Linked DNA regions of Homo sapiens: regions 1, 3, 4, 5 and 6 are each linked to region 2. Evidence: chromatin loops called from intact Hi-C (ENCODE). Cell type or tissue: IMR-90. All regions are shown on one strand. Each heading gives the region's core, and the rest is flanking DNA. Links, peaks and the distances in the headings are about the cores only.

Region 1 (5,027 bases), core at 689-4,688, 230 kb before region 2:
TCTAACTTGATCCAAACAAGCAACTTCTCTTTACCAGGAACCCCATAACTTGCTCACTTGGCACGCAAGGATCTCCTGTAGCCCACAACTGAGTTATTGCCACCACAGAAGGAGGAAGGGGAGGCTTGTTTTTCACTGTAGTGAGTTGGCCTGCTGCATGATTTCAGAGGCTGGGATTCAGCACACAAAGGTTACCTACTGTATTTAACCAGTGAGTGACTCATCAGGACAAGAATGTGGGTAAAGGGCCTCTCAAATGGTGACATTCTGCAGTTCTGCTCTTGTCTCTACAGCTATAGGCTGCAGTTGAAAGAAGAAAGGTGGCTCTTAGTGGACTAAAATAGGGGGCTGCATCACATATATACTCTGTTCATCCAGGCAGTGGCACATGACTTTGTAGGAGTGAAATGCACATTTTCCCAATCTAATTGTTTTCCAGAATCATTCTCTGTGTGGGAAATAAACCTCATCCTCCTGGCCTTAGAATTCTTAACATACTATTTGCTCTCCTAGGAGTTTTGGTACTTCGCCAAACTAATTGCTTATCTCAATGACTAAGGACAATTTAACAATAAAATTTCCTGGACTCTAATGCAGGAATTGCTGACTCATGAGGCCTGGAGAAAAACCCCAGAAACATATACTTTTGAAGGTAAACTTGTTTTTTTAAAGTATAACACACAGAAAAGTTCACAGAATTACATGTGTAAGTTCGAGTAATTGTCATGAAATGTGCATTCTCATTTAACGCTTTTTGTTTCCTATTTTGTAACTATATGTCTATTTCAAGGTCATGTTTTCTTTAGAATCCATATTTTTAAAGATCTCTATGATTCTGCTGCATTAGAGGTTTAAGAAAATCCAGTTTGGAGTATTTGAAATCTGTTAAACAATGTTATATACCAGAAGAAGTATCTCAGGTCTGAGTTAATAATAGTGAGGTTTGGTCCAATGTCAACAATGTCTTTCCTAAAGCACTAAGTGAAAGGGAGGGGAATTAAAAACCAAGGTCTGATATCATGGTCTGTTGAGGACGGATGGGGTAGGTGTAGAGTAAATGAAGAGTAAGTAACGTTGGATTGCTATGTCAAGAACAAAAACTGAGGAAACAGAGCCAAGCAGCTTTCCAGTTTTGGGTTCACAAGCTAAAAGGGGATAGAGCAGAATTTCAGAAAGAGAAGAGACTTGGGCCTTATGGCCTAGGCTATATCTGGGAGTGTCCTCCCTTGACAAGGGTCATCAGGATTAACCCCTCTGCACCCTCCTTGCCTGCTTTGAGAAAGGGAATTTACTCCACTGCTAGTCTATCTGCATTCTTACCATATTTTGGAAAGTTATTCTATTGTTCTATTACAGAGAAATCTTTGGCTAGAATTCAGTGGGATAGGCAGTAAAACATGTTCTTGCTTGGGAATGAAAAAAGACCAACAACAAAACTAGTTTTCCATCCCAGCTTGACCACTTATATTTTTCAATAAATTCCTAATTTTATCCTTTTAAACATAGGTACTGTTACCTTTGGTGCTGCTAAGACCCAAGCTCTGGAGTCAGACTAATAGGGTTCAAATTCTTGCCTGTGATTTTGGGCAAATTGCTTAATATGTTCCTTCATCTGTTAATTAGAAAAAATAATAGGGCCAGGCGTGGTGGCTCATGCCTGTAATCCCAGCACTTTGGGAGGTCGAGGCGGGCGGATCACCTGAGGTCAGGAGTTCGAGACTAGCCTGGCCAACATGGCGAAACCGCGTCTCTACTAAAAATACAAAAATTAGCTAGGCGTGGTGGCAGGCGCCTGTAATCCCAGCTACATGGGAGGCTGAGGCAGGAGAATCACTTGAACCGGGAGGTGGAGGTTGCAGTGAGCCGAGATTGCACCATTGCACTCTAGCCTGGGAAACAAGAGTGAAACTCCGTCGAAATAAATAAATAAATAAATAAATAAATAAATAAATAAAAATAATATCTATTTATTAGGATTGCCATGTGGATGTAGAATTGTTTGAAGCTCCTGGCACGTAGGAAACACTCAATAAATCCTAGCTACTATGGTGCTATACTCCTCACCTTAATAACATCTGCAATGTATTTTGAGTTCCTTTTAAGTAAAAATTATATAAATATATGATTAAAATATTATATTTCAAGGCAACATAAGTCATAAAATCAGAATTTCTTAAATATTGCCCACATCCATTTTTGGAATAATTTAACCTTCACCACTTATTCACTGCGGGAGAGAACTACGAATATTATCCAGTGACTATTACCCAAGACTTACAGGTCTGAAAGAATGTTGCCAGAACCTAACAGACATTATTATCAGGGAAAGTCATTCCTAACTACAAATGACAATGTGATGCTCCATATTAGCATTAAAGAACAGTAGTTGCATCCTTGTTCTTCTTCAGGTAATGAATGAGCCATCTCCACATTTTGGTAAAGTAGGTTATTCACCTGCAGGAAACTGTAAGACTAAATTCTGATTCCGCAAAGACCAGGAAGACCCACCACACAAAACCACAACTGCTCCCCCTGATGGCTGGTGCCTAGAATTTCACGCATGCATCTTAGAAAATCCCATCAGGCTAAAACAACTTTCCTATGAACATCAATAATGTGTCAGTCCATGGACACAGGAAGGGGAACATCACACACCGGGGACTGTTGTGGGGTAGGGGGAGAGGGGAGGGATAGCATCAGGAGATATACCTAATGCTAAATGACGCGTTAATGGGTGCAGCACACCAACATGGCACATGTATACATATGTAACAAACTTGCACATTGTGCACATGCACCCTAAAACTTAAAGTATAATAATAATAAAATTTAAAAAAAGAATACCATAAAAATAGATTTGAAAAAAAAATAATGTTTCAGCCATTAACACTCTCCTATATTTTATAGAGAAGCCTTAGAATAAAGGCATCTCAAAATGAAAGTTGAAGGGAAACTATAAAGCTGGAAAATACATTCAGGATGGGAGACACAGTGAAGGTCAGCTTTGCTGATTTCATAGTTCTGTGTGAATCCAGCACTGGTTACCTGTATACATTGACAATAATCATATGCTTACCCTAATATCTAGAATGGAGAAAAGACTATTTAGGGGGCTGGGAAACCCACTGTTTGTCAAACTAAAGAATGTTTGATTATCTTTCATGACTCCTCATACCATCTGGTGAGTAATAATGAGCTCATTCTACTTCATTGATTCCAACATTTGATATTTAAAAGTGGTAATAAAGACCTTCATTACCTCTAGCTAACTTGGATCTGACTATGAACTGTTTACAAAATTCCAGTTTTCAAAGGGAAATTCTTTTAGGAGAATGCTAGGCAAATGGTGGCCCACGTTGAGGGAGTAAATTGACTCTGTAGTCAGCGAAGTGATTATTTTTGTAATGGAGCCCACAGCAAAACCCTTTGCAGCACTCAGAAGTCATCAACAGAGCTTGTTCTTGGCAAACCAGAGCATTCTCTGCTTCAGAGAATTACTTTCTAATTACTAAAAACATGATACGGGAGGAACACATGTTGGCTCCAACCAAGTGTATAAGTGGTGGAAAAGTTCAGTGTAACTGTTCAGCGAAACTGTGAAGAAGTAGAGTCTATGGGACTGTTGCTGGGAACATAGGAGTGGATGGGAGCCAGGTTTTTCTTCTCTTTGTGGGATTTGGGAGTTAGGTTATATGTCCTGTCTTTGGAAATTAAGAACTGTTGATATTCAAGGATAATCAAGGAAAAGCACTTCCAGGAATGGGAAGGTACATAGGCTAATTGTATCAGTACAGCCTGTTGCCCTGTGGACTTTGGCTGCCGCGGCCATATGATCTAACTAAGATGTTAAAATAGCAGATGAACATTTGCTAGATGAAGTAAGTTTGTCCTGATGGCTAGTTCCACTCTTCACTCTCCTGATTGAAAAAAATGTTGGCTTTCCTTCACTGCGGTGTTCACTAGATAGAAACTAAAACCGGCTCTGTGAAGTGAGTGGGAGGGTGAGGAAGGAAAAACAGTCCAACTAAAGCAGCTGAAGTAGGAAAGGGTCATGTGAGGAAGTGGAAGAGGTGAATGCCCTGGAAAAGATGGATGGAGGCATTTTTCTCAGCCATTTCGTGGTTGGATTGGGAGACACTGAATTTGGAAAAGCAGTCAGACAGAAGCGTTCCGGATAGCCAAGCTGTTGGCGTACCACCGAGTGCCAATTCTCAGGGTGTTACCCAGTCATTCTTGGGGTTTGTTTAAACATGGCAAGAGTTCCTGGGAAAAACCTGAGGCCACATTACTTAGCCATTTGAACTGCGAGTCCAAAGTAATTTTTTAGCAATTACAGTAGCATATGTATTTGCAGAGCAAAGACGAGTCACCAAGTCAGAGGATGTCTGTTGTTCACAGTGTCAATATGAAACATCAGCATGCTCCTGTCTTAGTTATGGGAATTGAGCCCTGGTCCATGCTCCAGCTCTGCCATCTCCAAGGTAGTATCACAAAGCTAAATTGTGCCCCTGGACTTCTTCCTGGATGTAATCTAGGACTTGCCCTGGGGATGAAGGCAGAGTTATCCTTATTCCCACTTCTACTTCTGCCATTCCACTTTCTGTGATTACTTCGATGTTTCTCTCCCTACCTCTCCCCAGCTCATTTTATTCAGCTCATTTCCTTTTGACAAGTAACCATTCACTGACTAGCGAGTACCTGATTCAAGGAATACAAGATGACCTATAGTAACTTATACTCTGTTAAATCTAGATGATGTGACTGTAGAATGAAACTAAACATCAGGTACCTCTCAAGCACCATCTTCAGCAAATCTCAAGTTTCTTGACTGCCCACATGGATCTCTTTTTTAGACTTCATTATTTTTGTTCCTGTCTCTGCCACTCAATAGCTGTATGACATTGGTAAAGTTACCTAACTTCCCTTTGCCTCACTTTCTTCATCTTAAGATTATTATGAGGATTTAATGTAGTGTATGTAAGATCCTGTTACACAGTAAGTGTTCAATAAACATTATCTACTATTAT
Region 2 (5,027 bases), core at 450-4,449:
TCATTAGTATGTGTAATCATATGCATGCATTGTATATAAATGACAACGATCCTTCAGAGTCAAAAAGACCTTGCCCACGGTGTTGTCCGCATGGAACTGTGACTGGATGCTTCAAAGCAGTGCTCTCTTCTCTAGGCATATGTGAGTATCCCGAACTGATGTGGCCACACTGGGGCCTTTTGAGATTCTGGCTGCCTACCACATTGCTCTAGAGTGGCTGATATTCCTTAATACCCCACAGTTTAGTCTTTAGGCCATTAATTAAGCTTCAGTTTTGTAGAGCTTGTCTACATATATATGTAGCTATGCTCTATGATGCCCCTACTGTATCCACTAACACATCTTTTAGCCTCTCAATACCTATCATGGTAACAGTCCCAAGAAAAAGTGGCTCAAACTTAGACTTTGGGTGGAATAATTCCTGCTATTGCTGATTGAAACAGGAATCATGGCATAAACCAAAGTAATCCTATCTAGGCCTATATATGCTATAAATGTATTAGAAAGGCCCCCAACTCAAAACTGGCTCAAATGCTGGCATACCAGCATGTTTCATATCAAATAGGCAAAAACCAAATCACATCCCTTGTTTGGAGAAGTATAAATACTTCAAGTCAGTGGATCACTTCAAGTCAGGCTGTTGTTGCAAACAAAGCAGAGGTACTCTGTTGAGTCTTATTTGTGAATCCTTGAGAACCAGAAGGATTGCTTCTGAAGCATTTCCATAATACCACACATTGCTGAGCTTCCGTGCAGCAATTGCCTGTGGTGAAGCAGACTTACACACATCTCTTTAAAGAGGCTAAGACATCATCTATTATTTCAGTCTCAAAAAAGATTGAGAGGCTTTCAATCTCAAATAAAAAGTAAATATTTTAATTCCATTTTAAAGATGGAGAAACAGGCTCAAAAAGCTTAAGTGGCTTGCCCAAAGCCCAAGAGGGAGTAAATGGAAGAGGCTCTATGTGCAGGGGGCAGTGTCATGTTCTTCAAAGCCATGATGCTGTCGGAGTCTCAAAGGCTAACCCTACATAAAAAGGAACAAAGAGGATGAGCAGGAGGGAATTGTTACCACTCAGGTTCCCCTCCTGGCCCAGTGCTGTTACACTGGCACCTCCTCCAGGACTGCAACTGTTGAATCCATCCTGGAATGGTTTATTTGCCCATCTTTAATCCATCTAAGCCCAGTTCTTTTAGATTTCCAAGTAATAATCCACTAACTGATGAAGACGTCCAGATTGCTGTGATGGAGCAGGGAGGCCTCCTTCCCTCTTGGGGCCATCATACTCCTCTAGGGCCCTGTCCAAAGCTCTGTCTTTGGACTTTTACTCTAATATTAAAGAATCAGTCATGGCAGAGAGGAAGGCAGTGTGATTGCAGGCTGATGGTGCTGATAATATTTTGGGATCAGTGAGGCCTTATGACATGCTTGGAGAGTATCCTGTATGACTACCTACTTGTGGTTAGCTTTGGTTGTTGAACATACGAACACACTATCATCATCCCCAGACATGTTTTTAATAATAAATAGTGAGGCATTCTCGCCAACATTTAAGGTTTGGGGGAAAAAAAAAAAAGCTCTAGAGAAAAATACTTTGAAAGGATGTTTTTGTAGGGCAGCCGCCTTTGCTGGTTGCTGTCAGCAGGGATGGCTATTAGCAGGACATCTAAGAAGCTGGAACAGAGAGTTATCCTGGGATTTGTCCCCTGCCTCTGGGAGGAAGAAGGTGATTAATGCACCCTGCAAGTAATAAAAGATCAGCTGAGAAACAATCCTGGGGCTTTGATAGACTCTACCAGCACCCCATAAATGAGACTAATAAAAAAATATCCATCGAAGAGGCTGGCACATGCAGGTCTCTCAATAAATGGGAGCTCTTATTGTTTCTTATACATTGATGAAAATAGCAGAAGAATCTCAGATGGTGATTTACTCATGGGAGCACTTGGCAGATTTCCACTGAATACCATACATTAGATAAAAACCCAGAAAGAAACCCTAGATAAACATTGGAGAGCCAAGAAAATAAAAGCAATTATCTAAAATGTGATTCCTGCCTCCAGTCACGCTAAGACTGTGTCTATTTTTACAGCATTGATCATAATCTGAAATTATCTTTGTTCACTGTGGTATCTCCAGAATCTAGAACAGTGCCTGCCTGGCATACAGTATGTGCCCCATAAATGTGCATTGAGTAAATACACAGATACATACTTACAGTGTTGAATGAATATATATCAAGTCAATCAATAACTATTTAGAAGCTCAATAAAGCTACATTTAGGCTATGTGACCTTGGACAGTCACTTGATGTCTCTTTGATTCATTTCTTCATCTATAAAGTAATTATAATACCAATCTCACCAGGTTGTTATGAAGATTAAATAGTTTAATACACATGAAAACAATGTATAAACCATTGGTACAAGGCAAGTATTAAGACTATTACAATAGAAATAAACAGAGTGAGATAATGGGATTATTATATACTTAAGACCTGAGCTTTACAGAACTGATCCCAATGGGAAGCAGGTCCTCATTTTGAGTCCCACTTTTTCTAAATGATTATTTAATAAGCATGCTTCTCCCTGATCTCAGAATGTGTATATATCTTTCCCACTGCCTATCTTGGCACTGTGCACATGTAACAATGTTAACGTCTTCTGCCTAACTCTTACTCATCCCTGAAGACCCAATTCAGGGGCTGCTTCCTCCCAGAATTTCCTGATGTTCTGCCTGAATTCTCCCAACTCCCACACTGTGACTAAGTTGGATCTTTCTCATCTGTAATCAGAAAACTGTTTTGCCTGTTTCTTTGCTTAATCATCAGGACTGGACCATGAACTCTTTGAGAATTGTGGCTTTCCTCTGATTATCATCTGAACCTAGAACAGTGTCTGATACAAAGAATTCAGTAAGTGTGGAATAAATTAATTATGAATGAATGAGAATTGGAAAGGCCTAAGTTTCCATGGGTCAGCATAGCAGAAAATTCCCTAAGGCAAGTTAATGGTTAATCTTCCAAATGTATTCTAAGTACTGACTCACAGACCTTCAGGAATGTGTGTCCTTGAAGGGGTTAGAAAAATGTCAAGTTGGGCATGGCTGTTTATCTATTAAATGATATTTCCCCCTTTTATTTTCCTTATATGTCTCCTCTAGCAATAAACAGGGTCTCTCTTCTTACCATGGCATGAATACAGCATAAACCACAAACTCCACACATTCCTTTTACTGAGGCAACTGTACATGTTTTCCACAACTGAAGCAAAAGAAAAAGAAGTTAGATGCAAGACGTAGAAGTCATCAGCAATTTCTTAAGGTCTCAAAGATTATTAAAGGAATTGACATTTGCAAAATCACTTTGAACTCTGGCATTCAGCAGCTTTTTGAATGTTCCATACAATGAAAAGTTCCATTCCCATAAAGTCAGAAATACCTTTCTGGGCTCATTTCACATCAGAATGCAATAAGGTTCATAAATGTCTCTGTGAAGTTTGAGTGTAATAAAGTTCAGCTATAAAACATTTAATATGCAACAGGCTTCTACACCAGCTGAAGCACTGACTCTGTTTAATGGGGCTCCCTTTACAGCATACTTCACCAGCAACAAGAAGAAACATTTTTAAAAATCTATAAATACCTGCAATACAACCATCAAAGTCTTTTTTATTCTTATTACAGATCAGGCTGAGGCAAACTGACATGCCTGATCACTCCACCCAAAGTATGTTCATAGAAAGCTCTTGTAACTCTGTCCCAAAGAACATTTAAAATCTACTTTGGATGTCTTTCAGCAGTTGATATTCTCCAGCAACTTCAGCAGCAGCCTCTCCTACAAAATGAGGGTTTTATTTTCCTTTGAGAACCAAAGAAGCAGGTTCCTTCCACCTGTCCAGAGTTGTTTGTGTATCTCCTCTTCAGCCCAGTCCAGGTCCCAGCACTGAGCCATTGGCCCCTAGATAGAGCAGTCATATTAACGGAGTTCAGTGAGTCCGTTCAGTTTGCAGTTTGGGTCTATAGTCCCAGGGTGTCTCTTTTCTAGAAATGACCACATCAGTCAACTAGGAGATCCCTCTTTCATTTCATACTTCTCCAAGGCTGACAGGAATGCATCTACAATGATTTAAAAGAAAACTACAAAGTTCACTTTCTCACTGTATTCATGTTTCTATGGAAATGTCTTCATCACATATAGCCTTTCCTGACTACGCTGATTAAAATCACTCCCCAATTAGACTATATCCCCTTATCCTGTCTTATTTTTTATTCCTTTTATAATCCCTCACTTGTTGTTTGTCTCTCCTCACTAGGATGTAAGCCCCGTGGAAGCTGGGACTTTATTTCACTCACTCATTGCTATGTTCTCAGGAATTACATTATTTCTTCTTCTTAAATTCCAAGTAACACGTGCAGGATGTGCAGGTTTGTTACATGGGTAAACGTGTGCTGTGGTGATTTGCTGTACCTATCAACCCATCACGTAGGTGTTAAGCCCAGCATGCATTAGCTATTTTTGCTGATGCTCTCCCTCCCCCTGCCCCCCACCCCCAACAGGCCCAGTGTATGTTGTTCCTCTCCCTGTGTCTATGTGTTCACAGTGTTCAGCTTCCACTTATAAGCGAGAACACATGGTGATTGGTTTTCTGTCCTGTGTTAATGTTCTGGAAGCCATTATCCTCAGCAAACTAACATGTCCAGCTCCATCCATGTCCCTGCAAAGGACATGATCTTTTTCCTTTTTATGGCTGCATAGTATTTCACAGTGAGAATGTACCACATTTTCTTTTTACAGTCTGTCATTGATGGGAATTTGGGTTGATTCCGTGTTTGCTATTGTGACTAGAGCTGCAATGAACATATGCATGTCACGCATGTATCTTTATAATAGAATGATTTCTATTCCTTTGGGTACCTACCCAGTATTGGGATTGCTGGGTCAAATGGTATTTCTGGTTCTAGGTCTTTGAGGAATCACCACACTGTCTTCCACAATGGTTGAACTAATTCACATTCCCACCAACAG
Region 3 (5,027 bases), core at 592-4,591, 78 kb after region 2:
TTACTGAGGCATCATAAATTGTTTCTACAATTAAACTGGAGAAAGTTTTTGAAGAGCCACTTCAAAAACGTCTAAAAAGAAAGGCAGAGAGCTGACCCCTCTCTCCTCTCCTGTGCTCATACGCTGGGTAGAAATATGCTCCATTCAAGTTCTGATTAGCTGAGATTTCCTGTGGAACTAATGTGCTCTTGCTAGTTTCTAAATGATGTTTTTCTCCTCCCAGTAAAATCAAGAACTGCCAATAAGGTGCAGGCCAGTTGCTGGGCCCGCTCTCTCTCACACATACCATATACACAAATAGGAAGATGGTCTCCGTGGCTATAATTTCCTGGCCAGCAAGTGTCTTGGGTTTCACTTCAGTGGTTAATGATGTGTCCACCCGGGCGCCTTGGCATGGGGCATTTCCAACCTTCAATTAAAGGACTATCATTTACTCTATATATTAACATCCAGAACAATAAACACAGTGGAACACAGTCATTAGAGGCAGCCATAATCCATGGCCTGCTGTGTACTGATGTCAACCCTGCTGCGTTTGACATCTGAAATAATCCCAAAGAAAGCACTGCATTTTCAAAGCCGGGACTACGTTAAGGATATCCACCCCTGGCTGCATTCCATCTTTCCACCTCCATCTTCCAATCTATCAACATCTTGGTTCAATCTCAGAGTTAAAAACCCCTTGTCTTTCACAGAAAGACATCCAGGCTAACCTTCTCTTTTGCTGGGAAGAATGCCACCAGTTTTCAGTTGACTGAACCTAGTGGGCCTTCACTGTAATAATAAAACCAATCCTGGATAAATCGTAATTCCTAATCTAAAGGATGTCAGAATGAAGTCGGATTGAAGACATACCACCGACACAAAACAAACAACCCTGAGCATGGGGTGCGCAAAGAAAGCAGAGAGATACAGAAAACCAGCAAAAGAAAAGTTGTCTCAAACTTAGCCGAAATGTGGAGCCACATGAAAAGTGCAGTAATTCTTCCTTCACCTCAGGGCTCATGTCTGTTGCATCTTTTCAACACAGCACAATTGTGATTTCTAGGGGTCCAGCTACCTAGATTTTTTGAGCTGAACTCTTTCTTCAAGGGGATGCAAAATTAAAACAATTCAAAACCTCCTCTGCCAGGGAGTGGGGGTGGCAGGAAAGGGGAATCTCGGGGTGTTTATTGTACACTGACAGGTTGAACAGGAGAGAGGTACTTGGGTCACTGAGGCGATGGAAAGATGCTGTACAGTTAGATGGGAAGCAAGAACACAAAGAAAGCCTTTTCAGCAGACCAGGGGACTGCAGGGCCCAACAACCTCTAAGACTGGGATAAAAGCAGGCTTTATTCATTCAGGAGACTGCAGCAACTGCCTACTGCCTGACTGGTAAATCTCATCCCAGCACCGTCCCTGAGAGGGGGTCTAATCTGATTGGTTGTCCCATTTAATCTGCGGCATCCCGATTGGGAGGTGCTGTTAGACTTGCCCACTTCACAGGCAGGGGCCACCTCCACGGAGCCCGTAGAGGCTGCCTGCAGCTGAGCCACCAATGCCCGGCCTGTTGGGTGGCAGCGGAGCCAGCAAATTACCAGACACAGCACAAGGAAACGCCATGCACCAGAGCAGCATTCCTCAGAAGGAGACTTGGGAACACAGCAGGCAGGCAGATGCCCTGTGTGCCTGTGTGTATATATCTTTAAAATCAAATGGAAGTGACACTACTCTTCTGAGTTACCTATGCCATTATTCCTCTTCACCAATTGTTTTTCATTTTGCCTTTTTTTCTTTGGATAAAGTTTTATGCACCATGCTTGGGTTGCAGAAGCAGATCCAAAGAAGTCTCAGCACACCACCCGATTCTCTGAGCACAGGCTCTGGGGACTTTTTGGAAATGACTGTGCCTCAATGCAGAGAGAGGGTTTTTCCAAGTTACCAAGTGCACTTTCTGTTCTTAACACCCAGGGGGGCGTGGAGAAAGTGAGAGGATCTGTGGTGGCTTCCTGGGCGTGCCCATGGAAAGTGCTTACTCTTCTTTGCACACCTCACACCTGGGTCCCTGGTCCACTCACAAACCTGGTAGATTCACTCTTTCGAACCATTCTGGCCGGCTGTACCTGTGGGCTTTCACTGTGCGTGGCCGCCCCCTGCTGGAACAGCCTGGAACTGACCGCCAGTGACACCTAGGGCCGACACCTGGCCAGCGCAGGGAGGTGTGAGAGAACAGATTGTCAAGTTCATTCCATGGCATTCATTCCAGAGGGAGCCACTAAACTGGCCTTGACACACAGGAATCTGTTTAATAATCCTGTGGAGACCTAAAGTCTACAAATCCCTATGGTAACTCCTCTGAGAGTTTAATCACCCTCTCTCAGAAATATTTTCCCTATTTGTGATCTGAACGATGTTTCTGTTTAATTTCCAACTGATCTGATTTAATCAGGGATGAAAAGCAGCTGCTGTCATTTCTCTGGGCAAAAGCCCTTTATAGGCCTGGAGAAAGATTAACGAATGTGCCTCACTTCCCAGGAAAAGTCCTAAGCTTTACTTTCCTTTAATATGACTTTATTTAGCCTATTTTTAAATGCGTTATCTCTGTGGCTCTCTTCTGAATGCTCTCATCTTCTCCACATTTCTCCTTACTTAGGGACATGATGCCCCTAGTGAGAATCTGGCTGAAGCCAAGTATGATGCTGATACTCTCATGTGTACCCCTCTAGATGACCACTTTTTTGGCAAATATTTTTTAAGCACCTACTATGCGTGAGGCACACAGGTAAGGTCCCTGTGGGTTATAGATGGACTCATGGACTTTCCAAAAAGCAGGAGAAGCTAGTCCTAGAATGCCTGCACACAGATCACTCTAATTGTGTATAAGATAGGAGGAGGCAACAGTGTAACTGGAGACCAGCAAACAGGGAGAATGCTTTCAGCCAGTGTGTATGGAAGGTTTCATGGAGATGTGGGAACTGAACTGGTCTTTGAAGGATATGTAGAATTCGGCTGGACCAGAGAAGGGGAAACAGCATTCCATGCAGAGAGGACAGCCTGAGGAAAGCTCCAGAGGCAGAGGACACAGGGCATAGATCTGATGAGCTGGAAGTGGTTGCATTTGAGTAAGTCAACAGGGACTACAGAAAACATCCACTGGGCCAGGTTGTGGAGGCCTTCCCTATAATGGGAAGGCAATAAAGAATCCAGAGGCTGCCTTCACTTCTTAGAACTCCTGTTTGATTTTATTAACTTGAAGATAGCTTGTTTTTCACCATGCTGATCCTAAATCATTCTCAGCTGTTCTTAGCGTCACTATGTCCCCATCTAGTATTGGCTCTTGATTTTGATTCGTTTGCTCCAAGTCCCTGTTTGGGTATTACTCTGTTGTTTCTCGATTTCCGAGAAATCTGTCTTGCCCTGGCTTATGCACTCCCACTTTCTTAACCCAACCTTTGGTAAGATCGGTTGCAGCTGACCAGCTCTGTCATCTCATTTCTTTCCCTGAAGCAGTGGGTCTTTGATACTCCCTCGTTCCCTTTAGGAGACTTCGAAAGGCAGGACACCTGCAAGTGACACGCTGGGCAAGTTGCCTGCCCATTGTGGCCTTAGTGTTCTCATTTCTTAAAAGAGAAGGGAGGCACCTCTTTGACCTCTACAAGCATTTCTGAAGCTTACGCTCCATAAGGCAATAACCTCAACTATTTCTGTCCACAGGCCATACCCCCAGCAGCCATTTCCATGGAATAGTTTCATCTTTCCTGGAAGAATGTGCCGATGAAATTGACTGAAAATGGACTTTGAAACAAATTGGACCTGCTGGAAAGTCAACCAGCTTTGAGGTATTTATTTCCAACTGGGATGAGAATAGAGGAAAAGATGAGAACAGGCCCAGCTTGCCTTCTTGCCAAAGGGCCTCTCCCCAGGAGATACTTTCAAAGACAAGATGATGGATTAGAAAGCACGGAAAGAAGCTACAGGTGGCACGCAGCACTCTGCTCCCTTCTTGAATCTGCCAGACGCTCCCTGTCCTTCACGTCTTTTGGTCATCAGGCTGGCCCTGCTTGATTGACTCTGCCATCAGAAGCAAGACTTTCCTTCCAGCATGGTTCTCTCTAGATCCAGGTACTTTGCAGGACCCAATTTACCCATATCCACAGGGGACATGTCTCACACATGGCTGCCTCATGCCACTTACCACCCTGACGCTCAGTCTTCTCTCTGGTAGTAATCGCCTTTACCATATGTTTGGCAGGAGTGTAAGATAAAAAGTGCTAACACCCAGCAAGTTACTAAACTGTCAGCCTCAATTTCCTGTCAGGCACTAGAATTAATAAGAGCCCATACATCATGAAGAATCTAGAGGATCCTGAAGATAACCGGAGGAGGACAGAACTAGGGCACGGAGTGCAAGGTCATGGAGAATAACTCTACTTTCTGCATACTTCTAAACTGCTTTTATTATTATTGGTATGTTTCCGTAGAGTGACTCCACATTCGTTATTTTAATTCTTATGATAGCCTTGTAAACTTACATGTTATAATCCCATTTTGTAGACGAGGAAACTAAGGTTTTGATGTTCTTTTCCCTTACGGTGAGTGAACTTGACAACTATTCTCATACATTTCTTGGACTGAAGGGCAGAAAATATGAGCTGTTGAGACAGAGTCTAATGATAGAAGATTTGAAATGTTTCCAACACAAAGAAATGGTAAATGTTCAAGGGGATGGAAACCTTAAACACCCTGATTTCACCATTACACATGTATGCATGTATCAAAATATCACACGTACCCCATAAATATGTAAAATTATTATGTAACAATAAATTTTTTTAAGAAATAACAGGGAAAACAATGTGCACTATTGTTGTCCTGGATCCTCAAAGTTTTGAAAATCTGCAGCTACTTAACAATAACAGCCTCAGGCTTCTCAGGGAGAAAAATTTCCATTTCCAGCCCCAAGACTTCACCACAAGTGTGGCTTCAGAAGATGTTGTGAACTGGGAAAGGCCAGAAACCAGAGAGTGGGAAAAAGTGATAGCAGC
Region 4 (5,027 bases), core at 327-4,326, 68 kb after region 2:
AAATTCAGCAGACAATGGAAATTCTGTTGGGAAATAACACCCCCAGTGGCTCTATCACTCAGCACCAAGAACACCTCCAATGACTGTATGAGTTTCTAGCAACATGGTAACTTTCAGTTCTCGGAAATGTCCAAACAGAGAGCAAGTCATGTGAAAAGATACTTAAGATTGAGCCACTTTCCATTCCTTGAAAATTTAGATCTATGCTTAAAGTTTGCTTCTAGCCTGTCTATATTAGTAGGAGTTGTATTCATCAAGTTGTTTAGAAGTAGTGTTTGTTTAATCAGGGCTTTTTGATGTACAAAGCACTTTTAATTCATTATCTCATCTGATTATTTTCAATGATGGTGACAAATAGAAGTCTTTGTTGCCATTTTATACATAAAATTGAGGCTTAAAATGTCCTCAAGCCCCAGAACTGGATACCAAAACCCTGTCTTCTGCCTCATGTCCCATCTTATGCTTTCATCTTTCAATAAGATGGAGAAGCGAGATTCGTGCACAGGGTAAAATTTTGTTTCAGCACCACACACTAGATACCCAACTAGATCAAAGGATTAATAAGAGCATGTCACCAGCTGGGGATAGATGTATCAAACAGAGATCGTGGGTTAACTGGTATTCAGATTGGGCCAAACACCTTCAAACTTTACTGCAAACAGTTAACAAAATCACAGTGGAATATAGATGCTTTTTATGTTCCAGAAAACAGTCTTTGGACCACCTCAAAAGAAATTCTGTCAAAGCTGTTTTTCTTCTTTAATCCAGGTTGGCTAGTAGCCAAAGAAACAAGGTCTTCATTGCCCACTTCAGTCCTCAACATTTCAACTGAAAAGGGAAGCTTAGGCATAGTGCTTTATAAAATACCATCGGGTGATTAGGGCTTAGAGACATTTCCTGACGTCTAATGGAGATAAGGAATGAAGGCTCCAGAACCAGTTGAGGTACAATTCACTCCCCTGATAGCTAAGCAGAAAAAGAGCTAACACTGGAGTCACCCAGTTTCCCTCTGGAATGTCCCTCTGAGTTTGAGGAAATTCATGTCATCACCTTCCCACCATTCAATAGTCATGGTTATTAGTGGTATCCAAAGATATTCAGAGTCAAATTTAGGTCACATGGGGCCAAACAATGGAATTCCTGCTCTCAAGGACAGAGGAACACTCTAATTTCATTTTCACGGTCAGCATACACGCAATTTCCACCCCAGACATTTGTTGTCCAAAACACTGCCTAAACTTGAGTGCTATGATGTGAAATATATATCTGAAGTTCTGTGGCCTCTTCAGGGGACTGGGGTGTCACCCTGCTTGGCTTCTCTGATCAAAAAAGACTTTCAGCCCAGAGAACCCCTGGCTTCCAACTTGAGGACAGATCCCTAGAAAAGCCCTGGGCCCCTTTTGGATGTGGTACTGTGTAAGGTGAGAGCTTCATTGGAGTTAGAACTTAGGACTCTGAACACTTCACAGCTCAGATCATGGTTTCTTTGGATCTAGAGCAATTGGGAGAGGTGTAGAGAAGGGGCAAAGGGGACAAATTCAGCTCCTGGAAAGAACTGCCAAGATCTCAGAATAGAGATTTTTTTTTTTAATGCCTCAAGGAAAGCACAAAAAAGAAAGCATTCATCACTTCTGCAAGGAAACCTTCCCTAATTACATTGAAATAAAAATACCCTTCCTCCGGCAACCCCCTCTGCCATTCCCCTTGAGTATCATGTTATGCTGGCAATTTACAATTTCACTGCCAGAGCAAAACACTCCTGTGCAGGTTACTCTCATATATTTGGTTGACATTCAGAATCCTGATATCTCAAAAAGTGATACTGCTTCTGTGAGCCTATCCTGTTACTTATAGATCCATCATGTTCATTTTGGCTTATAAGCCCCAGTGGAGCAGAGATGATACCCATTTTGCTAGTTTAACATATACATCAACACAAATATTCTTACCCTACCTTATAATCTAAATCTCCATTATGTATTTTCTCAAGTGAGTCCAATTAGAAATTATTAGATGATACTGTGTACTTTTTCAAACCCATCAAGCTATTGCTGATCCAAAAGGGAAACAGCTCCCTTCAGCTTCTAGTGAAAAGCCCTTCTGTTAGACAAACTCCCTCTCTATAATTAGCTAACATTTCTTTCAACTTTGGCAGCAAGAACAAATAGGCCACTTCAAACATGAAGAGTTTAAGAAGGTTCCGTGGAAAATGAGCATAGGTGCACATAGCTGTTGGTAGGGATAGTTACTTCTGCACAGCACACAGAATGCTCACATTTGGTCATTTTTATCTGCTAAGAGTAGGCTGAGAACCAAGAAATAAACATGGCATCTGGCCCTGAATTGCAACTATTTTTTGCAATTTGCAATCAAAATACTTTAAAGAACACTTGCTTAAGAGATTGACTGATTCATAATAAAGCATCCGGTTCTCCCACCTGTATAACCAGAGCTGTCAGGAACACACTGCAAATGACAATCCTTTTGCTTCAACACACAATGTCAGATTCTTCCCCCATGCTCTCTTGTCTTCCCTAAAATGCCATGTATGACTGCCATGCCATAAAACCAAGTACCATAATGCCCTGATGCTGCATCCAATTTCTTAACCCCAGGGACCTCCAGGGCATCCAAGCTCATCCAGAGTTTATCAAGATCCATCAGGGAGCAGCAAGCCCCACTAGGGAAGGAGGTGGAGGTAGGGGAGTTACCATCTACTGAGAATGTATCACGCTGCAAAAGCTGGAGTTGTATTATCCCATCAAACGCTCACAAGCACTCCAGGAGTATATATTCTTCATTTTGCGTACGAAAAACTAATGATGAAAAAGTTTAACGAACATGCTAAGCCACATGTTTCAAGTTTGGATCTCAAGTTAAATGCCATGCTCTTTCCACTGCATCACAGGCTCCAATTTTGGAGCATGGGCACAGGGCATGGGAACATGAGAAATTTTAGGAGTTGATTTTTTATCTTAAAAATCAAGAATAAGTCAGCATTGATTTTAAATTTTTCTTACATATAACACTTTGGAAAGAATGTAGAAAACTTAATAAAGGATAGGAACATGGAAGATATGGAATCAGGTAAGAAATTTACTGCAATATTCCAGGAGAGAGTTGATAAGGGCTGGAAATAAGTTGTCTACCAGCTAGGATTCCTTCATTTTGAACAACATAAACAAACGAAAACATCCATTCAAACCCTCTAGCTACTTTGAAAGAGCTTTCATTGGAAGGGTTTGGTGGGCTCACATGATTGACAGAAAGCAGGACAGCCAGGCCTGTGAATGTACCACAACCAAGGAGAGAGACCCTGGTGTAGCAAGACCAGTCTGGTTGGGATGCTTCTGCCACCACCCTGCCCTCAGTGGCTTCCAACCATTCTTCTACCCTTCCACCCCTTAGTCAAGTTTCAGAGACCTGGATCAGAGCAGCTAGTTGGCCAAATTTAGGTTACATGCCAAAGATCTAGTTTGAGGAATGGGCAAGGAGGAAGGATCTTGCACTCTGGGATTCCATAGTGGAATGCATGTACTGGAATTACTTCCCAACAAGTGGACACACAATCAGTGAGAGCTATCCCCCAGTGGAAATCAGAGTACTACTCAGAAGATGGAATGGATGCTGAGCAGCCAAAAGCTGATCAATGCTCAGAAGAAGTGCTGACAGTGGATCAGAGGAAGAGAAAATGGCATTTGAAGTACCATAGGCATCAAACACTTACTGAGAGCCTACGATGTGTAAGGCAGTAGGCGAGTGTGACTGGAGACATACGGAAGTATAAAGCACTGACTTGGATTTAAAAGGCTCACACAGAAAAGAGGATCTAAACACCAGAAAATAAATGACAACATTAAGTCATATATATCATGTGCCAGATAAATGGTATGGATAACAACACCTATGAGATTCAGAGAATGGAAAGATTACCAAATCTAAAGTAATTTGGAAAGTCACCTTAGATGCAGTGGAACTTAAATTGTATTTAGGATTTAGGCCACCTAACAGAAAAAGAGAGCTCTCTATGCAGGGAGGATGATCTGAGCAGAGGCATGGAGATGCAACATCCAAAGTACATTTAGGAATCAATTGATACACAGTTGTCTAAGCAAAAGAATTCGTATGAGAAATCCTTTCTGACTGAGAGAATGATATTTAAAATCCAATAAAAGTACATTTTCCCATTTCTTCTTCTGTAGCTGACCTTGTTTAATCACTCAGGAGTTCTATTTCTCAAGACTTTAGGGAGGAAAGTAAGGAAGGTGTTGTATTTGTAGGACTGAGGGGTTGGGCTCAAATATGTCAGTGGTTGTGAGAGAAGAAAGAAAGCAGACCTGAGAGAGACCTGCATTGCGTTCCAAGTTCCGGACTCCCCTTCCTGGACCAGGGCCAGGCTGGCTTGGGCCAAACTCATCCAGGTCATTGTCAGGATGCCTGATGCCCTAATCTACCCTGACTGCCCCATTATCCTCCCTGCTCTTTCTCCTTTCCATCATTCAACAACATTGTCTCTCACCAACCTCCAGAGCCAAGCCCCAGGAAGAGGGGTGAATCTAAAACAAGGAGAGAAGCCTGGATCCTCCTGGATTCTGGCCCGCCAATGGCAGAGGTCTTTTTAGAACCAGATCTAATGGGACCACTGCTCCACTCTAGGGCTTGCTCATCTTCAGCATTCCCACTTCCCATAAGTGGTACTGCAGATGGGGTAAAAAGACAACATGCTTGGCTACAGTGAATAATCCTGCAATGAACATAGGAGTGCTCATATCTCTTCAAGTTCCTGATTTCAATTTTTTTTTTGGATAAATACCCAGAAATGGGATTGCTGGATCATGTAATTCTATTTTTAAATTTTTTTTAGAAACTTCTATATATTTTTTTACATAGCAACTGTGTCTTTTTGCATGTCCACCAACAGTGTGCAAAAGTTTCAATTTCTATATATCCAATACTTGCCAACACTTATTATCTTTTGTTTTTGTGTAATACATAATATCCATTCTAACAGATGGGAGGTGATATCT
Region 5 (5,027 bases), core at 616-4,615, 100 kb before region 2:
TAGTTGTATAGCCCCTACTTTGGTTCTCTGGCTCTCTAAGAAAACTGGTGAGCATCCTAATTTCCTTTGGCAAAGTTCTTTTCTGTTTAAACTAACTAGAGTAAATTTTGGTTTTGCTAATGAGAACCCTGTCAGGTATGACACTAACTGACTTCTTGATTTACCATTATCCATGGAATCTTAGGATAGTCTGTTAGAAAAGTACTACTCCATTGGACACCCTTCTACCATTTTTACATCTGCATATTCAGTTTTACACCCAAATAATTATATGTTATGAGCAGTGATGACAGAATGTGTTATTAAACATAAAAACATGAGAACTATTATAATGTTTACAAGGTCATAACTTCATTTTTAAAGATGGGCCAACCTGGTGGTTTTTGGATTATGAAAACACTTCCAAATACCTTTCAGTGATCTTTTAGTTTGTCAAAATCTCCATCACATCTGGTGACTTTGAGATATTTAATCCATATGTTTCTAATTTACATTGAGTCAACTCATTCCAGTAAATCTCCAGGATGATAAAAGAGTGCTCAAGAAGGTAAAGAATCTGTTAATGAATTTTTTTGCTGGTCGTATATTCTTGAGCACTTCCAGTCTGGGAGAGTTGGAAATAAGTTCAGAACTTGGCTCAATTATTTGTCTTTATCTCAATATGAATTTCATTTGAAACTGAATCATGGCACTATACCCTATGCTACTTGTTTCCTTGGTAGTCTACCCATTCTTCATTTTGTGCGTAGCTGAAATACAATCTGGATGCCCTCATGAGTTGGATTCATTTTTCCTGGTTTAAAGTTTACATGACTGGAAAATGTCAGTGATTTAGGTCCACACTGATAGAGTACAAAATAATTTTTTTCCACCCCATCAACTCCATTTGCTTTGGATTTAAGCTGAGGGACACAGTTATTGATGAGGCCATAGCAAAAAGAGTGTTAAGATTTTTGTAGTTCTTGGCTAAACACTCCAGCTCCCTGCTACCAACTATCACCAACCAATCTGTCCCAATTAAACTCCATTGAATTAAGCTTCTTAATCCAATAGGCAAATTCACAACTCACTGGCAGTATTTTATTTCTGTTGCATAAAATTCAGCGTCCACATTAGTGTATGTCTATCCCAGGAGGCTGTGTGCCCTCTCCCCAATAGTTTCTATTCTTGGAAGAGATGTTAGAATGACTGGGGATGAGATCATAACTTGGGGCACAAGTTAACCTTAAAATTTTTTTAGGAACTTTATTCATTATCAACAAAAATGTATTGAACCCTAGATGTATTGAACCCTAGCGTGCTGAGGGGACTGGGCTAGCTACTGTAGAGGATGTCATATACCATTCTCCCCTTCTTCAGTATGCTCCAACCATATTTACAGTCTTTCAGTTCCATATCTCTGCAAGGTATTTCTTGCCTCAAATCCACATACACGCTGTTCACTCTGCCTGTGTGCACGTCCCCTCCTTGTTTATTCCCACAAATAGACATTTGTTATTCCCAGCTGACTCTTCCTTATCCTTAAGGCCTCAGATTAAATGTACCTTCTTCAGAGAGGTGGTCTCTCATCACCAAATATAAGTTCTTCTTCCTGGCACCCACTGCCTTTATTGTACATCATAATCTGTGATTATTCATTTAATTGTTTTCTTGTTTAATTTCTCTCTCCCACAAAACTATAAGCTTCACAAGGGCAAGGACCAAGTCTGTTCTGTTAACCACTGTGCAACCAGGGTTTCTAGTGCAGGGTCTGGCATGTGGCTGACACTCCACATAAACCCATTGAGAGGTAGTTTCCTGTTCTCATTTTAATCTGATGGAAAATGTGTTTAATTAAACATGTAAATAGGTTAGTAGACAGTATGTTTATGTCCAAGAGACGAATTCAATAAATAAATACACAGCTATCATTCCCTAACAGTAGTTTCTTCTGCAAATTAGTCTAAACAGAGATTTCCTGGCATTCTCTTCAGACATTGCTGTGAACTTGGGCCAAATAATAAAGGTCATAAAACTTTCTCCCACTCAATTCATTTGTGCTTATATTATGTTCGCTCCAAAGCTGGAGGAACGGAAGTGGCTTTTCATCATTGGGAAATGAAAAAATGCAATGAGTAACCCATTGTTTTGATACCATTTTATATTAATCATCTGAATGCTTCATTTCTCTCATCCTTGCTGTTAACTATTCTTACCAGAAGTTAATAAGCTTCCAACATTTCTGTACATGAGCTAAGAGAGAAGAAAAAAAAAAGACTAGGCATGATTTCAAATTATTCCAGTCATCTGTCCTGTTTGGGTGACCTGCATTCCTTCAGTCTACCAGTAAAATGCTAGGCATGCCTGACTGAGTGAAAATGGAAGACAAGCCTTCAAATTCCATGTTACTGAAGTGTTGAAACCAGTTTTAATGAAACATGGGAAAACAATAGCCAACAAGGGGAAGTCTGGAATTTCATAGAATTAGAGACTTGAATTTCATAGAATTAGAGACTTCATGTCTTCCCTGTTGATTCCTTGAAGTCATCTCCTAATGAAGGAACCCTTTCTCCAATGACCTTTAATTAGTATTGTTTCTGTCCCAACCTTTCTGCTCTGCTGCCTTCCATATGATGGGAATTGGGAAAGTTGAGCAGCCACCTGGGGTGCTATGAAAGATCAAGCACATTGGAGGCCCTTCAGATATCCATAGCACAGTAGACATTGGAAACACAATGAGGAAAGGGCACATAGATGTCCCATAACCCATTCACCAGAACACAGTATGGATAAGAGACAGGAGAAGGGACAGGGATATCTGTTTCTGTCTTCACTGTCAACAAAGCTTCAGAATTGGCCCTCCATCTAAATAGTCTTTCATTTTTCACACCATAGTCAACCTCTCTCATGACCTAAAATGTCCCTGCCCCATGCAATACAATCTATTTAGAGAACCCAATGCCCTAGTAGGTGCTGGGCCTTCTATTTCCCACTACAATCACAAAAAGAACAGCAGTGGCTTTTGCCCTTGGGAAGCTCGTTGTCTTGGAACTGGGGGTGAAAATGGGGATTGCTAAGGGGACCTGGAAATACGGCAATGTATTAAGTTCCATAATGAAAGTATATCAATATACTGTGATAATACAGAGGAGAAGAGATTCCACGTGGAGTTTTGGGAATAGTGGGAAACCTTCTAGAATGTAAGTTCCCCAAAGCCAGTCACGGGCCAACCTTGTAAGCCTTTTTTTTTTTTTTTTCTGGATATCAGTCTCAGGCCTGCTACATTAACTTCTTTCTGCACACCTGTTCATTTATTTGTGTATACATGTAGTCATATAATTAGAAGAATAGCCATTGAATTTGTATTATAGTTTCAATTTATGTTAAAGAATACTGGATCTTCCCTATAATATATAAAACAAATTTAATACCTATTTTTAGTGGTATGCTGGAGCTATTCTGTAACTGCATGTTAGAGCCAATTATTAAATCTCCAGGAATTTTGTGAGCTACTCACTTGCAATCACCTATAACAGGAATATTCACACCAAAGAAATTGGCAAGTTCTGCAGATCAGGACTTCCCCGTCTCCATGAAGAGCTGGTTATTAAACATTGAACAGCATACCTTTGCTGTTGAAAGGAAAGAGTGAGAAAGTAAAAAGAATAAACTTTCACACCTAATAAATAAAATCCCTATTCAGATTTATTTATTCATTCATTTAAATTTATTTAATAAATGTGAAATACAGAAGAAGTTCTGCAGCTAAATTCACTGACTATATGGAGCTTACAATCTAGTAGGAGAGCCAGATGATACACACAAACATAGTGGAGCAAAATATTCTCATCTTAGTCTGTCATTTCCTTCACTACCATAGAAGACTCAGAAGGAAGAGTAGTGTTTTTTCTTCTCCTACTCTGAGAAGCTTTATCTGCATTTGGGCTGTGCAATCTTTAATAAATACAGTGATGCAAGCTTTCCTGAAGCCGATCCCCCACCTCCAACAAATAAATGAATAGGCTTTTGTTTGGCAAGTAAAGGACAAATGACAGAGGCTGCTACTGAGAGTAGAGAGGGAGTACTGGCCTTCCCAGAGGAAAAAGTGCTGGTGTGTGTGTTTGATCTGGGAGAGCTGTGTACTTTAGGGGTTTAGGGGAGTGGATAGGAAGGGGGCCATCAGCTATAGCGTGACAGGATTGGTACCTTCTTCCTATTCCTATGGTGTACATATGAAATGCTTTGAGGGGTGACAGGGGTTCCAAAGGAATGGCACATGGAAGCCCGGAGGGCATCACCAGGAGGAGCAGTTTTCAGAGCACAACTAAAGATGCTCAGACAGCAAGAGGCAGTAACATTGACAGGGCTCTTACAGTGTTCTGGACACTGTTGTAATCCTTGTGCATGCTTTAACACTGTTAATCCACACAACAGCCCTGTGAGAGGGGTATTGTTTTATGCAAGAGGAAACTGAGGCACAGAGAAGCTGGGGAATTTTCCCACGCAGCTAGAAAGTGTCGATTTCATGCTTGGTTCATTTGGCCACAGAAGCTGTCCTCTTAACCAGTATATTATGTGACCTCATCAAATGAACATACCCACTCTAAATAGACCACAGGGTTTAGACAAAGACCATTTACATAGCAATCATCTTGTTTGGAGGGCTAAGAACTCTTTCTCTATTTTCAGAGCAGTACTTAAGCCCCTAAATTTCAAGGCAGCTCTGGAAACGAAGGGCCAAGCTGTGAACTGTGACTGAGATTGGATTTCTTGCTTCTCTGGCAAATGGGGGCCTTAAATCAAATAGAACAAGTTCTCTGCTTCTCTGCCATAAAGGAGGCCCCAGTCCAGAGGGCTCTGAGATAGGTAAATAAGCAAATCCAATCTCATCTAAAGGTGCTGCCAAAGGCGTCCCCTAGGGACCTCTCACTTGTCTGACACCACCTTTGAGAGAGGTTTCTGCTCTCTAAAAGTCTGTAGTTAGAAAGCAAAGGTTCCAGCTGCTGATGGAGTGCTCAGCCTCTCCAGCCCCACATCTATGACAACAT
Region 6 (5,027 bases), core at 522-4,521, 180 kb after region 2:
CCCTAGTAGGTCAATACCACCCAATACCTCTTAAATTCTCATGCATCCTGATCCCTTGGGCAACCTCCAGATGCCCTGATGCAGATAATTCACTGGCAGAATCTGAAGAGAGTGAGCTTTCCCATTTATTTCTGTCATCTTCTCCCTATCCATCTTAGCCGTGGTTTATAAAGTATGTATTATCTGAACTGAATACATGGTTATATTCAGTTCATGGTTATAAAGTATGTATTATCTGAACTGAAGACTGGGTTTTCCAAGTCCTTTCCAGCCCCTAGGCTTTAGTGTAATTAACAATAGCTAATTTTATTGAACGCTCGATAGACATTATTCTATATACTTTTTGATTATTAACTCATTTAATCCCCACAAAACCCCTGTGAGGTAGAGAATATAATCATCATCACTTTAAAGACAAGAAATGACAAGCAGAGACAGACTTAAAAATATTTCCCAGGGTCATGCTGCTAATAAAGTGGTGAAAGAGGATTGAAACCTAGGTTATTTGGTTCCCAACCCTCAACCATCACACACTACAGCAAACTCTATTCTTTGAGTACTTACTCATTTTTGGAAAACAATTAGAAAAATGGAGACATGTTATTAGTTCATTACCTTTGATTCAGCCACTGCAGAAGTCACAATGATGGGGAGAGAGAGAGGCAAGAAAAGCAACATGGCCCCGGCTCCAGAGCCTATGCCCACAGATGCAGCATCAAAGGGACCGCCTGTCCTTCTTTATGGTGACTTTATAATTGTGAGGGGCAGGGACCTGGGTCTGTCTTGCTCACCATATTTCCTCACTACTTAATAAAGGATCAGGCACATGTTTAGTAAATATTTGTCAAGTGAATCAAAAATGACAAAATAATGTTCTATACAAGAAAGGAACATGCTAATGTGTCCGGAGTTCGTTCCTTCCAGTGGGTTCGTGGTCTTGCTGACCTCAAGAATGAAGCCTCACCTTCACAGTGTTACAGCTCTTAAAGGTGGCATGGACCCTAAGAATGAGCAGCAGCAAGATTTATTGCTAAGAGCCAGAGCCAAAGAACAACGCTTCCACAGCATGGAAGGAAACCCGAGCGGGTTGCTGCTGCTAGCTGCAGGGGCTTGCTTTTATTCCCTTATTTGTCCCCTCCCATATTCCATTTCCGTCCTGTCAGAGGGCCCTTTTTTCAATCTTCCTTGCGATTGGCTACTTTTAGACTCGTGCTGACTGGTGCGTTTTACAATCCTCTTACTAGCTACAGAGTGCTGATTGGTGCATTTTACAATCCTCTTGTAAGACAGAAAAGTTTTTCAAGTCCCCACTCAACCCAGGAAATCCAGCTGGCTTTACCTCTCACTGATACTACAGAAAATTAAGGAATGGGGTAGCCCCCCGAAGTATTTCCAGGGTCTCAAGGGTGTACTTGAGATGAGGCTGAAAGTGACCCGTTTCATCCCAAAAAAAGATCCCATGTGTCCATTCCTGAGAGTTCCTCTGATGGAACTTAAACCTAACATCGCTAGGAAAGGTCAGTTAAGTCGCTATTCAGAAAATCTACTGTTTAACCATTGTTCTGTGCCATAAGATCTTGAGGATCCTCATGAATCCCATCAGGTCTTTGCCTTTCAACATCAAAGAGAACTAAAGGCCGTGCTTGGTAGCTCATGCCTGTAATCCCAGCACTTTGGGAGGCCAAGAGGGGATGATCACCTGAGGTCAGGAGTTCGAGACCAGCCTGGCCAACATGGAGAAACCCCATCTTTACTAAAACTACAAAGTTAGTGGGGCATGGAGGTGCATGCCTGTAATCCCAGCTACTCCGGAGGCTGAGGCAGGACAATCACTTGAACGTGGGAGGCAGAGGTTGCGGTGAGCTGAGATTGCATCATTGCACTCTAGCCTGGGCAACAAGAACGAAACTGTCAAAAAACAAAAAACAAAACAAAAACACACACACACACACACACACACACACACACACACACACAAAACCAATAACCAGGAGTGGTGGTGCATGCCTGTGGTCCCAGCTACTCAGGAGACTGAGGCAGGAGAATCTGAGTCCAGGAACTTAAGGCTGCAGTGAGCCAAGATCATGCCACCACACTCCAGCCTGGGTGAGAGATTTGTTTAAAAAAAAAAAAAAAAAAGAGAGAGAACTAAAAATGGCAGTCGATGTCTATCCCATTAGTTGTGTGAGCCTGTATCAATAAATATATATTACAAAGCTGGCCTTTAGCAGAGACAAGGACAGCTGCATACATCTCTCTGCCTTGATTGAGATTTAGGTCTTCTCTGCCACATTCTAGAACTTTTATAGTTGGTGTGTTTGTGTTTTATAAAGGAATCTGTGGCTGAATAACTTCCAAAAATTTCCTATGACCCACTTCTACACAACTGTCTTTGTCTCTCACAGAAGGCATAGGTCCCTGATGCTGGTTAGTGATCTCGGCAGCCAGGTCTCTAAGGAAATTCCAGGTTACCCACAAGCATTTCAAGAGTCTTGGAAATTCTCTAATGAACTAACCCAAACATGCAGGGGCACAGTTTTAACAGGGCCAGATAGGCCCCCAGGGCATGGAGGTATTTATTTCACTGGGCCCCTGTGTTTGCAGGGGGTCTGCAACAGTAACCTCATGAAGCTTGGGGGCCCTTCTTTGGTGTCCAGCAGCTTTCTCTGAAGGAGAACTGTGTTTGCTTGGTGCCCTCCCATCCTTCCAGGCCTCCAGAAAGCCTTTTTGATTGCTGTTTCAGAGCACACTTCAGGCAGCAAAAGCCAGCAAAAAATCTCTTGGATCTTCTGGCCACAAGTCCTGTACTCCCAGTCCCCAGCCTGAATGCAGAGCTGAGAGAAGGGGGTCTGCAGGGGAGGAGAGCAGAGCTAGGAACGAGCTTCCTTTGCTGTTGGCTTCATCTCCAACCACAAGAAAATTTTCCACTGTTTCCATTATTGCTGGCAGGCACCCACACTGTAGGAAGACAGACTCTCTGTTGAGAGAGGAGCGATGGAATATGGTGAGTAAGTCAGTGAAGCACGCAGGCAGGAAAGGAGAGCAAGCAGGAAAGCAAGGAGAGAGAAGCAAAGATGGCAGAGAGAGAAGGCACTGCCCATTCGTGGGCAGGGCCAAAATGGCTGGGCAGGTCTCTGTGTTGGATGGAGTTAGATCCATATATTTAATCATGAATCATGTTGAGCCAATACACGTTGCCTTAACTAAACTATAAAAGAAATTTCCTTTTAATTTTATGTCATTCAAAGTAAGCTCAATATTCATGAGGGAGAAGGGCTGGGGGACCTCTTGGCTTCTGGATTTATTATTCCAAAAAAAACTGAGTTTTTTCCATATTTTCCATGATGCAGTTGCTACCTCCCACCGTGAAAAATAATAAAGACATGTAAATACACTGCCTCGTAGGTACCCAGATTGACTGTGGGTCATGTCCATTTTGATTTAATGATGCAACGTCACAGCTTTCTCTTCTACTTCAGAAAGCATTGGAATATTAAGGAATGAGTATTATTGGTGATGGGAATAACTTGCAATCCTCTGATTTTTCAAGAATTAACATTCACATGCATTGGTACTAAGATAACGTTAATCATAGGAAATTATTTGCAGTGCACCTCAGGAAAGATCGGGACACGCTGCCACCACTTAACGATCTGCTGAACCTGGAGATGACCTTATCAGACGTTCCTGGCAGAAATATCGTTGTCTAGACGTGGAGGACATACAGACAATTTCCCCTATTCCAACATGAACGTCCATAAAGTAATGCCATCTGGAGAGTTAAGCTTTAAAATATAATCATAACGGATCACGGCAGATATAAAAATTCCGGGACCCTTTGTGTTCCTGGAAAGAAAAATGAGAGGCAGGATAGACAAATGTCCAGGTAATAAAGGGAGGAGGAAATGCCAGGGAACCAAGCATAGCCACAGACAAGGGAAAGATAGCACACACATCCAATCACATGGGAAGGAGAAGAATGGGAAGTTGGCAGAGCAAATCAGGGCATCGCAAATAGCTCCTTCCCTCCCTGAAGGAGTGTTAAAATTTCTCCAGAGGTAGAGTCAGTCTTTCGAAGGGTGAACATCTGTGGGTCTTCTCAATGCAATCCCACCCTGGAAGACATTTCTGGAAAAGACTTTAGAACTTTGGTCATTAAGACAATTTCTCTTTGCTTTGGTATAGATTCACTTTTGGTAATTTATCTCATACCTATTAAGATCTACCTTGTGATCGTTTGCGAGTTTTCTAAAATGTTTTAACAAAATAAATCATTATCATATAATAAAGTGCTTAACAAGCCTTGAAAATGTAAATCAATGCTAATTTTAGCATTATTGCCATTTAGTAAGATTTTTCCTTAACCTGGACAACTATTTGTGCTATTTCATCAGGAGAATAGGCCGGGAGTGGTGGCATACTTTGGGAGACCGAGGTGGGAGAATCACTTGAGCCCAGGAGTTCAAGACCAACCTGAGCAAAATAGCGGGACCTGTCACTACAAAAAAACTAAAAAATTAGCAGGGCATGGTGGTGCATGCCAATAGTCCCAGCTACTAGGGAGGCAGAGGTAGGAGGATCACTGGAACCCAGGAGGTCAAAGCTGTAGTAAAACGTGATTATGCCACTGCATATCGACAAAGTGAGACCCAGTCTCTAAATAAATAATCATCCTCAGGAGACTTTGTCTTATGTCTTTTAGGCATCTCATTCATCAAAATTTCCTAATCTCCCTAAAGCCCAGTCCAAGTTTGGGTTAAAGCTCAGGTGAATAAAAGAGAGGGAGAAAGGGTTTAGCACTTAATATCACCTAGTAGAGCTAGGGAATAGCTTGAAGAATCCTGGTAAATTAAACAAAAAGTGCCAGTGCCCCTTCAGTGGGCCAGGAGAATTTTTAAAGTATCATTAGAGGCTGTCATCTTTTATCTTGGGTTGGTGGACATATTTGCACCATTGACAGCCTGTTTAATCATCTACTCTATTCACTTGTCAGAATTCTGTGGCAGGGATGAGCTCAAACAATGGAT

Evidence for each region. Peaks named below come from ENCODE experiments on the same cell type or tissue, not always from the same donor. Only the 100,000 strongest peaks of a DNase experiment are listed, where the experiment ranks them.
Region 1: a loop joins it to region 2, with 3 times the contacts of the local background. A loop is called at or near these places in 2 of 110 quality-filtered maps.
Region 3: it touches region 2 in a loop (4-fold over the local background); 4 of 110 quality-filtered maps call a loop at or near these places.
Region 4: it touches region 2 in a loop (3.0-fold over the local background); 4 of 110 quality-filtered maps call a loop at or near these places.
Region 5: it touches region 2 in a loop (4-fold over the local background); 3 of 110 quality-filtered maps call a loop at or near these places.
Region 6: a loop joins it to region 2, with 5 times the contacts of the local background. A loop is called at or near these places in 2 of 110 quality-filtered maps.

What each region holds. Positions count from the first base shown.
Region 1 is chr15:39,123,603-39,128,629 of GRCh38, reverse strand. All of the region lies in intron 1 of LOC105370777 (a long non-coding RNA gene), which reads left to right. Among named protein-coding and RNA genes, the nearest start is that of LINC02915, 120 kb to the left of the region's middle. In IMR-90, for the core only: a CTCF peak has its summit at 2,527 (motif pointing left); DNase peaks (open chromatin) are centred at 2,509, 3,199 and 4,369; H3K27ac peaks cover 2,734 bases.
Region 2 is chr15:38,892,542-38,897,568 of GRCh38, reverse strand. It overlaps a transcript of LOC105370777 not described here. Among named protein-coding and RNA genes, the nearest start is that of LINC02694, 200 kb to the right of the region's middle. RefSeq lists an enhancer at 2,702-3,901. In IMR-90, for the core only: no CTCF peak of the experiment used is centred there; DNase peaks (open chromatin) are centred at 1,458, 1,968, 2,738 and 3,148; H3K27ac peaks cover 3,613 bases.
Region 3 is chr15:38,814,994-38,820,020 of GRCh38, reverse strand. No RefSeq gene overlaps it. Among named protein-coding and RNA genes, the nearest start is that of LINC02694, 120 kb to the right of the region's middle. RefSeq lists an enhancer at 1,766-1,915. In IMR-90, for the core only: a CTCF peak has its summit at 2,143 (motif pointing left); no DNase peak of the experiment used is centred there; H3K27ac peaks cover 1,490 bases.
Region 4 is chr15:38,824,348-38,829,374 of GRCh38, reverse strand. No RefSeq gene overlaps it. Among named protein-coding and RNA genes, the nearest start is that of LINC02694, 130 kb to the right of the region's middle. In IMR-90, for the core only: no CTCF peak of the experiment used is centred there; no DNase peak of the experiment used is centred there; H3K27ac peaks cover 214 bases.
Region 5 is chr15:38,993,485-38,998,511 of GRCh38, reverse strand. The region is part of intron 2 of LOC105370777 (a long non-coding RNA gene); the gene reads left to right. Among named protein-coding and RNA genes, the nearest start is that of LINC02915, 250 kb to the left of the region's middle. In IMR-90, for the core only: no CTCF peak of the experiment used is centred there; a DNase peak (open chromatin) is centred at 2,251; H3K27ac peaks cover 2,380 bases.
Region 6 is chr15:38,712,383-38,717,409 of GRCh38, reverse strand. No RefSeq gene overlaps it. Among named protein-coding and RNA genes, the nearest start is that of LINC02694, 18 kb to the right of the region's middle. In IMR-90, for the core only: no CTCF peak of the experiment used is centred there; DNase peaks (open chromatin) are centred at 2,419 and 2,959; H3K27ac peaks cover 2,887 bases.